3 separate regions of the Homo sapiens genome follow, and regions 1 and 3 are each linked to region 2. Evidence: chromatin contacts called from ENCODE Hi-C or POLR2A ChIA-PET data. All regions are on one chromosome and are shown on one strand. The core of a region is the stretch at or near the end of the contact, and the rest is flanking DNA. Distances in the headings are between cores, read along the strand shown.

Region 1 (2,700 bases), core at 192-2,691, 420 kb after region 2:
CCAGTAGTCTGTGAATGATTAATAGATAACAGCAAATAAATGCACAAAGGTAGCTGGGCACGGTGGCTCACTCTTGTAATCCCAGCACTTTAGGAAGCCGAGGCGGGTGGATCACCTGAGGTCAGAAGTTCAATACCAGCCTGGCCAACATGGTGAAACCCGTCTCTACTAAAAGTACAAAAATTAGCCGGGCGTGGTGGCGGGCGCCCGTAATCCCGGCTACTCAGTAGGCTGAGGCATGAGAATTGCTTGAACCCGGGAGGCAGAGGTTGCAGCGAGCCGAGATCACGCCACTGCACTCCAGCCTGAGCGACAGAGCGCAATTCTCGTTTCTAAAAAAAAAAAAAAAGCACAAAGGCCTTGAATGACACCAGACAATGCCCGGGGAGATAGGATAGTGGGATGGGGGCAGCGGGAGCCTTGGTAGCGGAGTCCACGGTGGGATTCAGAGACCTGCAGAGCCAGGGCCGGGAGGGGCAGGGCAGAGGAAGGGCGTGCAGCGACGCTGGCATTCGGACGTGAGAAGGCGGAAGGTGCGGGAGGCCCCAGAGGATCTCGACCTGGACCCTGGAGCCCTGGGGCGGTGGCACATTCAGCGGCCGCTTTAGAGCGAGGGGGGCGGGGCGCGGAGCCAGGCTTAGGGGGACCAAGGTGGCCGGGGTAGTGGGGGCGACCCCGCGGGGCTGGGAGAGCCGCGGTGAGCCTAGGGGGCTGTGCGGGGGCCGCTCTGGACGCTGCAGCCAAGTGTCCCAGGAAAGCAGCGCCCAGGGCCCCACAGCTCCCTGTGCCCGGACCCAGCCCAGTCCCACTGCAGTGGGTGGCTGGAGGATGGCGAGTGTCCCGGGCACCCCTTGGGCCGGGTGAACGTGGTTGGGCACGGAGAGGGCGGGGCCCGTGGGCACGGGTGGGCCCAATGGGCCAGGGCTGGACCAATAACGAGAAAGGATGAATGGACAGGGGCTGAACTACAGAGAGAGGGCGGGACTATTGGGCGAGGGCTGGACCAATGGGCAGGGGCTAAACTAATAGACGAGGGCTGGACCAATGGCGCGGATGAGGCTGCTGCGTCGTCAAGGATGCAGAGCTTAAAGCAAGGCAGTGGCTTCCATGAGCCTAAACACCTTCCCTCCGCACGCTCGGTATCGCGACGGGGGAGAGCAAAACCTTTAAACAAATGCTCCAGTTTTCCCCGCAGAGAGCCGGAGTCAAATCCGTGAGGAAGCCCGGGGGTCGCAGTGAAGCCCAACCCACTGGTGCTGGGATAACCTCGCCCGCAACCCGGATCCAGGCCGCAGGTCCCCCGAGGCTCCGCCCCTGACGGCGACACTCAATCCCGGGTGTCCCCGCCCCCTTACTGAATTTTGGCCCCGCCTCCGCCCTCCGATTGGCCGGACGCCAGCTCTACGCCGCACGGGCAAGACGCGGAGGAGCGGCCCCAGCCAGAAGACAGGGCACCCGCGGCCTTGCTGCGCATGCTCGCGCTGTGACCCCGGCTTGAGGTAACAGCGCGAGCTGAGGCTGGGGCCCTTGGCGCGGAGGCTGAGGGACCCGCCGCGGCGCTGTCGCCGGAGAGGGAGGGCACCGCTGTCGTCGGTGAGGACGGGCCCTGGCGGGCGGGGAGGGTCCTGCGTCCTCGGCATGGACGAGTCCCCGGCCCGGCTCTCTCGGGGGTCCCGAGGGCTGCGGGTGCTGAGGAGGGGTCCGCGTCCTGGTGCTCAGGCCGCCTCCTGTGGGGTCTCCCGCGATTCCCTCTTTGCCTCTCGCCCCTCCTTCCCCACCCCCTCCAGTCCCTTGTCCAAAGCCTCAACACCCCCACACGAAGGAGGTCCGCACTCGCCCGCCGGTCCCTGGCCGTGTCCGCCGCGCCCAGCGCTGCCTTCCCGGCACCCCCCAACCCCCGCCGGCCTCGTCCCACGGTTGCAGCTCGGGAGGTCCCTGCAGGGACGGCAGCGAGTTGGAGGCGTGAGATACTGGGGCGGGGGAGACACTCGGGGCCTCAGGGTGTGGGTATTCTTGAGAGAGGAGAGAGCCGGGGAGCTGGGACCATTTGGGCGCAGCCCAGCCCGCGTTTGATGCCAATTGCATTGGGTAAAGGAGTGAAATAAAGATTCTGAGCCCTGGTGATTAGGGGAAGGAGCTGCCATGGCTGAAATTGCCATGGTGGGGAAGCTCCGCGCTGCACACCTTAGAGTAGCAGTTCTTGGCCTTCTTGGGGCAGGGGTCACTGCCGGTTTTTTAAATCTCCCTGTGAGGACGTGTACTGCACACCTTAGTGTCCCGTCATCCTGTCGGGGTCAATAACAGCCCCGCTGTGGACTGCGTGGAGCAGTAATTATTGGGGAGCAGCTGTCCATATCGTCTGGGAACTTTTGCGATGACTTCACCCTTGCCTGTCATCTATTAACAGCCCCTGATAAATTCACCACTATTTCCGTTACGCAGATGAAACCTGCTGGGAGGGTAAGGGATTTGTCCTCGCGGCTGAGGATGCCGGTGCTGGTGGACATTAGTGATGTTTCTCCCCCGTGCGTATGAAGATGATTCTGTGGGTCCACCATGAGGCACCAGGCAGGGGTCCTGTCGTCCAGAACATCGTCAGTGAGGGATTGAACCTTGTATTAGTTTCCTGTTGCTGTCCTAACAAATAAGGTGGCTTAAAGCAACACAGGCCGGGCGCGGTGGTTCACGCCTGTAATCCTA
Region 2 (2,715 bases), core at 97-2,596:
GTGTGAGCCTCAGTTTCCTCATCTGTAAGGGGGGCAATGATACCTACCTCACAGGGGTGTTGTGAGGATTAAATGTGAGGAGGATAGTGGCAGATGAGTGATGGACGTCCTTCACTGCCTCGGCCCCTTGTCCAGGGGCTCTTAATCCCAACTCTGCATGGAGTCAGTTCTCTGCTTTCTCCCAGCTTGCACCTGAAGGAGGAAACCACTCCAGGGGGACCTGGCCCCGCCTGCCTGTGGTGGGTGGGTTCCTGCATCACCCACCTGCTGACTGAGCATTTCCCTGCCTCCTCCTTCACAGAGAATCTCCAGGGAGGCAGGGCCACCGTCACCCTCCCCCACCGCTGATGGAGGGGCCCACCCGGAGCGCTGGGCCAGAGCTGCCTGGGTCCCAACCTCCCTGACAACTCCCTTTGTGCCCTCCTTCCCCTCTGCGATGGCACCTTCCCATTAACGACTATGGAATGGACTCACCTGTCCCATCTTTAAACAGCAACCCCAGGCTCTGTTTTTCTTTCAGCTACCGCCTGGGATTTCTTGCCCCCTAATTGTTTATTCTTGTTAACACCAACTACATGGGGCCCTGCTGCCTTCCTCACTTCCTCCCTCAGGTGTCCCCCGCATCACCGAAGGCCCTGTACCCCCGCCCCCCTGCTGTGCTGTGTACACCGCCGAGGCCTCAGCAGCACTTGGCCTGTGACCCACTCCCTCCCGTGACAGCCTCCTGTTGCCTCTGTGACACTGTCCTACTGCTCCTCCACCTCCCTGGCCATTGCGTGGGCCCCGTGATCTGTCCCTACCCGTCCCCTGCCCCACCAGGGGCCACCTCGCCTGGCCCACTGCTCCAAGGTCTGAGCTTCCTCCCCTCTGCCCAGTGCTATCACGTCACATGTCCAAAAGTGAACACTTTCTCCTCCTTCATCCCCGCCCCTGACACGCGGAATCCTCACCTCCAGCAACCCCGTCCTGTCCCTGTGCTCGGTGGCCCAGGCGTCAGCAAGACGGCTGGTCCCTGCGTTAAGAGCACTTTCAATAAGGACAGATGGAGCCTCTCGTATAACCTTCACCGGCCCCCTGCAAGAGAAGCGCGATAATGGCGCCCCCATCTACCCAGTTACCCAAACCAAAATCCCGGCGTCGCCCGCAGTCACCTCCCTGGCGGCCTCGGGGGCCCAGCTCCGAGCCGGAGTCCCCGTCAGACCTGGGAGGCAGGAGTGGGCGGGGCTTGAGGCTTGCCCGCAAGGAGGGAGAGAAAGCTTCGGGGGCGGCCCCTGAGCCCCGGTTCAGGATTGGGCAGCCCGGCCGGGAAGGGGCGGCCTTCCCTCCCGGAAGGGGCGTGGCTCTTCAGAGGCGGCAAATTGCAAGGAGACGCCGCCGCCTTCATGCTGCCGGCGGGCTGCTCGCGCCGGTGAGGCCTGCGCGGCAGGAGGGGGTGGGAGGATGCGGGCGGGCCGGTAGCCAGGCGCGGGGCCCGAGGCCCGACGCTGGCCGAGGTGCTGAGCCGCCGGTGCGTCCCCCAGGCTGGTGGCCGAGCTGCAGGGCGCCCTGGACGCCTGCGCACAGCGACAATTGCAATTGGAGCAGAGCCTGCGCGTTTGCCGTCGGCTGCTGCATGCCTGGTACGCGGACCCCGGACCCACTGGCCAGACCTCCCTCGGGCCCTCAGAGTCCCGCCCCGAGCGCCCAGGGCTGGGAGACCGGGCGCAGCCGCCCACTTCGGAGCTGTGGGTTGTCAGTGCCACCCTCCTTACCCTGCAGGCTCTGAGCTGGGGGCCTGCCGCGGGGCCCGGCGGCCCCCTCGGGTCTGTTTGGGCTGGGCCCTGCCTCCTGGCCGTGCGACGGCTGCCCGTGTCTTTGCAGGGAACCAACTGGGACCCGGGCTTTGAAGCCACCTCCAGGGCCAGAAACTAATGGAGAGGACCCCCTTCCAGGTAAACCTCCACCACCCGCCTTCTCCAGGTGCTGCTCTGGCCTGTCTGCTGGCGTGCAGTTGTGAGGAACCCTCCTGGGGGACAGTGGGGAGAGATCCCTGCATAATTCTTGGCTTTCACAGCATGCACACCCAGTCCACAAGACCTCAAAGAGTTGGAGTTTCTGACCCAGGCACTGGAGAAGGCTGTACGAGTTCGAAGAGGCATCACTAAGGCCGGAGAGAGAGACAAGGCCCCCAGCCTGAAATCTAGGTCCATTGTCACCTCTTCTGGCACGACAGCCTCCGCCCCACCGCATTCCCCAGGCCAAGCTGGTGGCCATGCTTCAGACACGAGACCCACCAAGGGCCTCCGCCAGACCACGGTGCCTGCCAAGGGCCACCCTGAGCGCCGGCTGCTGTCAGTGGGGGATGGGACCCGTGTTGGGATGGGAGCCCGAACCCCCAGGCCTGGGGCGGGCCTCAGGGACCAGCAAATGGCCCCATCCGCTGCTCCTCAGGCCCCAGAAGCCTTCACACTCAAGGAGAAGGGGTAGGTTTCCCGGACCCTCACTGGAGGGACTTCTGTCTCTGCCTCCTCAGACCCTGGCTAGCAAGGAGCCTGGGATTTGGGGTGACAGGGAAGGCAGGGCATCGAGCCCTGTGGCATACCCCTGAGGCTCATGCTCAGAAGCTGGCAGAATGAAGCAGCTGTGTGGTGGTGTCCAGGTTGGCACCATCAGGTCAGGGAAGTACTGGAGCCTGTCCTCCTCTCTTCTCTGTGGCTGTCCCCTTATTTGCCCAGG
Region 3 (2,700 bases), core at 81-2,580, 320 kb after region 2:
GCGCTATCATAGCCCCCTCCAGCTTGGAACTCCTGGGCTCAAGCAATTCTCCTGCCTCAGCCTTCAGAGTAGCTGGGACTACAGGACCATGCCACCACGGCTGGCTGGTAGTTGAGCCTTTTGATGCAAAGTTTCCTCATCTGTAAACTAGGAATTACCAGAATTCTCAATTCGTAGGGCCACCAGAGGGTTTCAATGAGCTAGGAAGAAACATAAAGCACTAAGTAGACATGTGGCACACGGGACATGCACAGGCACGGTCATTTAATATTTGCTAAGTCCCAGTAGTTATGAGTGAGGAAAGGCCTTTAGAGACCATGGGAGCTGAGGCTCTGAGCCTGGAGCTAAAAGTCAGTTTCCCAGTTTCCAGCTCTAGAATCTGAACAATGCACTTGGGCGACAACCTCACAATGTTGGGAGACGTAAATCAGAGGCTGATGCATCTGACTCCCCAATGCAGACCCCAAACCCCAAGCCATTCTGACTGAATAATCTCAGTTCGTTTGCAAGGGGAAAGGGGGGCTTCTAGGACATCAGCAGGAGGTCGGGAGGTAATAACAAACGGTTGCTTGGTGAAGAACGAGTGGGACCTGACTTTCTTTGCATTCACTGAGTTCCCCACCCTCCACCCGAAGGAGTGTCCGGGGGGACAGCGTGATTCCGATGGGCCTGCGAAGAAGGGTGGGGATTAAGGGGTCGTGGTTCGAACCCTGGCGCTGCCAATGACCTTTGGCTGGTTAAGCGACCAAGCCGAACCTCAATTTCGTCAACTGCACGGCGCGGGCGATACCGTTGCAGGGGTTGCATGCCACGGTGCCCTCGGCGCCCGGGGCCCGGCACGAGGTCTAAACATCGCCCCCGGACCGGAGATCCCCGCGGCGAGCGCAGCTCGCGCTTCACCCGCACAACGGATGTCCCAGTCCCGCGGCTCGGGCGCCCGCAGGCGTCGCCGGCCGCTACTGTTTACATCGCGGACAGCGTAGGCGTCAGCCCCGTGCCCGGCGCCGGGTACCCGCTCCCCTCGGCCCGCCCGCGGGACCCACCTTGTACAGCCGCTGCTCGTCAGGAGGCCGCTTGAGGATGCCCTCGACGATGCGCTTCAGTTCGAACACCGTGCTGGACTCCTTGGCGTCCGTGAAGATGGTGGTCTTGTGGCGCCGGATCATGAGGAACACGTCCTGGGGGCGGCGGGCCGGCGTGAGCACGAAGCCCGGGCCCCCCGCGCGGCCCAGCCGCCCCCCGCCGCCCCCGGCCCGGCCCGGCCGCCCCTCCCCCACGCCCGCTCACCATCGCGGCTGCTGCCTCTCCCCTCGACGCGCCGGCGCAGCCGCGCTCCGCCCCGTTCCCGGCAGCCCGCGCGTGGCCCAGCATGCCCCGCGCCGCGTCCCTTCCCCCGGCGCAGCCCCGCCCCGTGCCGCCCCGCAGCCGCCGCCATTTTAAGTGATCTGGAAGCGGGCGGTATCGAGGGGCGTGCGGCCGCCATCCCGACGGCGGGCATGGCCTTTGGAGGCGGTGGCGCCGTCTTGGGACTGGCAGAGGGGAGGTCCCCGTGTTGGTGCGGTCCGGCGGGCTCCAAGCTCGGGCACACCGAGCTCGGGGCCGTCTTGTCGCGGCGTAGTCGTGGCCGCCATCTTGGGCAGGCTCCGCATTTGGGGTCTTCTGGCCGCCGTGCTGGGGACAGTCACCCCCGCTCCCTGACCCGGGCTGGATGCGAGGACTGTCGCCGCTCAGAGGGGCTTATGACCTGTGAAGAGCCCTGGGGGCTGCTGTTGGGCTTAGGGATGGCCCGGGCGAACTCCTTGGGCTAGAAGAGGAGGCACGGGAGCGGTTGGCGACCGCTCTTCGCAGGAGGAGGGAAGGGGCAGCTCCTTGCCCCAGGAGCCCTGGGCGCCTGTCCGCCTTCCTGCTTGGCTGCATTTCGGCTCTGAAAAGGCCTAGAGACTTGATTCTCCTGGCTGGCCGCTCTTTCCACCAAGGCCCTGTTTCCTGAATGCTGGACACTATCCTGCATCGCCCCAAGTTACATTTACATGAGAGTGAGGGCCCCCCACTTGACCTCTCCCTTGCAGAGACACCCCAGGCTGGGTCGTGCTGGGCGGGTGTCGGAGGCGGCGTTGGAGAGATGAGCCAGAGGGTGGCCCTGGACGCCAAACCGCCCTGCAGTCCTCCGAGCTGCGCTTTGAGGGCTGTTGAGAGAGGGGTGGAAGGTGGAGGTGCGATTTTTGCCTCGGCATCTAGAGAGGCGAAGGAGCAGCCCTGGGCTCCGCTGCTGACTGTGGCCATGGGCCGTTAACCTCATCAAAGCCCAGTTTCCTCCTGTTGTAGATGGGAGAGGAACAGTTTTTGAACTGCGTAGAACCTCGGCAAGTCTTAGCGCTGCATTTGTGTTTTCTAAGCTGTAATTCTAGTTATTGCTACTTTTGACTTGTGGAATGTGGCTCCTCCCTGGGGAGTCCTCCAAAGTCCCTTCCCTCGTGTGACTTCCTTCACTGCGGTTCACTGCAGCCCCTACCCCCGCTCCCAGGGTCCTCAGCATCGCAGTCCCTGCAGAACCTGTCTCTTCTTCATGACGTGAGTCATGAGGCATTGGACAGGTAATTGCTGGGAAGAGCTCTTGGCCAGGCTAAAATTTCTTTCTCAGTCGCAGTGTCTGGCTGGGGGCGGTGGCTCACGCCTGTAATCCCAGCACTTTGGGAGGCT

What was found. Hi-C counts contacts between places; a loop is a spot of excess contacts on that map. ChIA-PET counts read pairs that join two places held with the same protein, here RNA polymerase II (POLR2A). Pooled maps may share reads with other maps.
Region 1: a pooled map shows a loop between it and region 2 (9-fold over the local background). The contact joins the promoter of FLYWCH2 here to the promoter of TEDC2 in region 2. A Hi-C loop is called at or near these places in 7 of 50 pooled maps. POLR2A ChIA-PET finds 5 or more read pairs at or near these places in 2 of 52 experiments (H1 and OCI-LY7).
Region 3: a loop to region 2 is called in a pooled map, with 4 times the contacts of the local background. The contact joins the promoter of ELOB here to the promoter of TEDC2 in region 2. A Hi-C loop is called at or near these places in 2 of 50 pooled maps. POLR2A ChIA-PET finds 5 or more read pairs at or near these places in 3 of 52 experiments (GM12878, H1 and activated CD4-positive, alpha-beta T cell).

What each region holds. Positions count from the first base shown.
Region 1 is chr16:2,881,774-2,884,473 of GRCh38, forward strand. FLYWCH2 (FLYWCH family member 2) reads left to right here and starts at 1,442. Exons shown (of 4, transcript NM_138439.3): 1 at 1,442-1,593. RefSeq lists an enhancer at 359-859 and silencers at 588-1,057, 1,558-1,727, 1,818-1,877.
Region 2 is chr16:2,458,763-2,461,477 of GRCh38, forward strand. It overlaps TEDC2 (tubulin epsilon and delta complex 2), which reads left to right and starts at 1,347. Exons shown (of 10, transcript NM_025108.3): 1 at 1,347-1,408; 2 at 1,521-1,619; 3 at 1,861-1,931; 4 at 2,054-2,462. The coding sequence starts at 1,383. It overlaps LOC105371050 (a long non-coding RNA gene), which reads right to left and starts at 1,216. Exons shown (of 5, transcript NR_188689.1): 1 at 1,152-1,216; 2 at 951-1,074; 3 at 48-192. CCNF (cyclin F) reads left to right here. Exons shown (of 17, transcript NM_001761.3): 17 at 1-92. RefSeq lists enhancers at 1-635, 866-955 and a silencer at 1,336-1,685.
Region 3 is chr16:2,775,950-2,778,649 of GRCh38, forward strand. ELOB (elongin B) reads right to left here and starts at 1,331. Exons shown (of 4, transcript NM_007108.4): 1 at 1,288-1,331; 2 at 1,044-1,178. The coding sequence starts at 1,290. RefSeq lists a silencer at 1,322-1,451 and enhancers at 1,522-1,661, 2,309-2,700.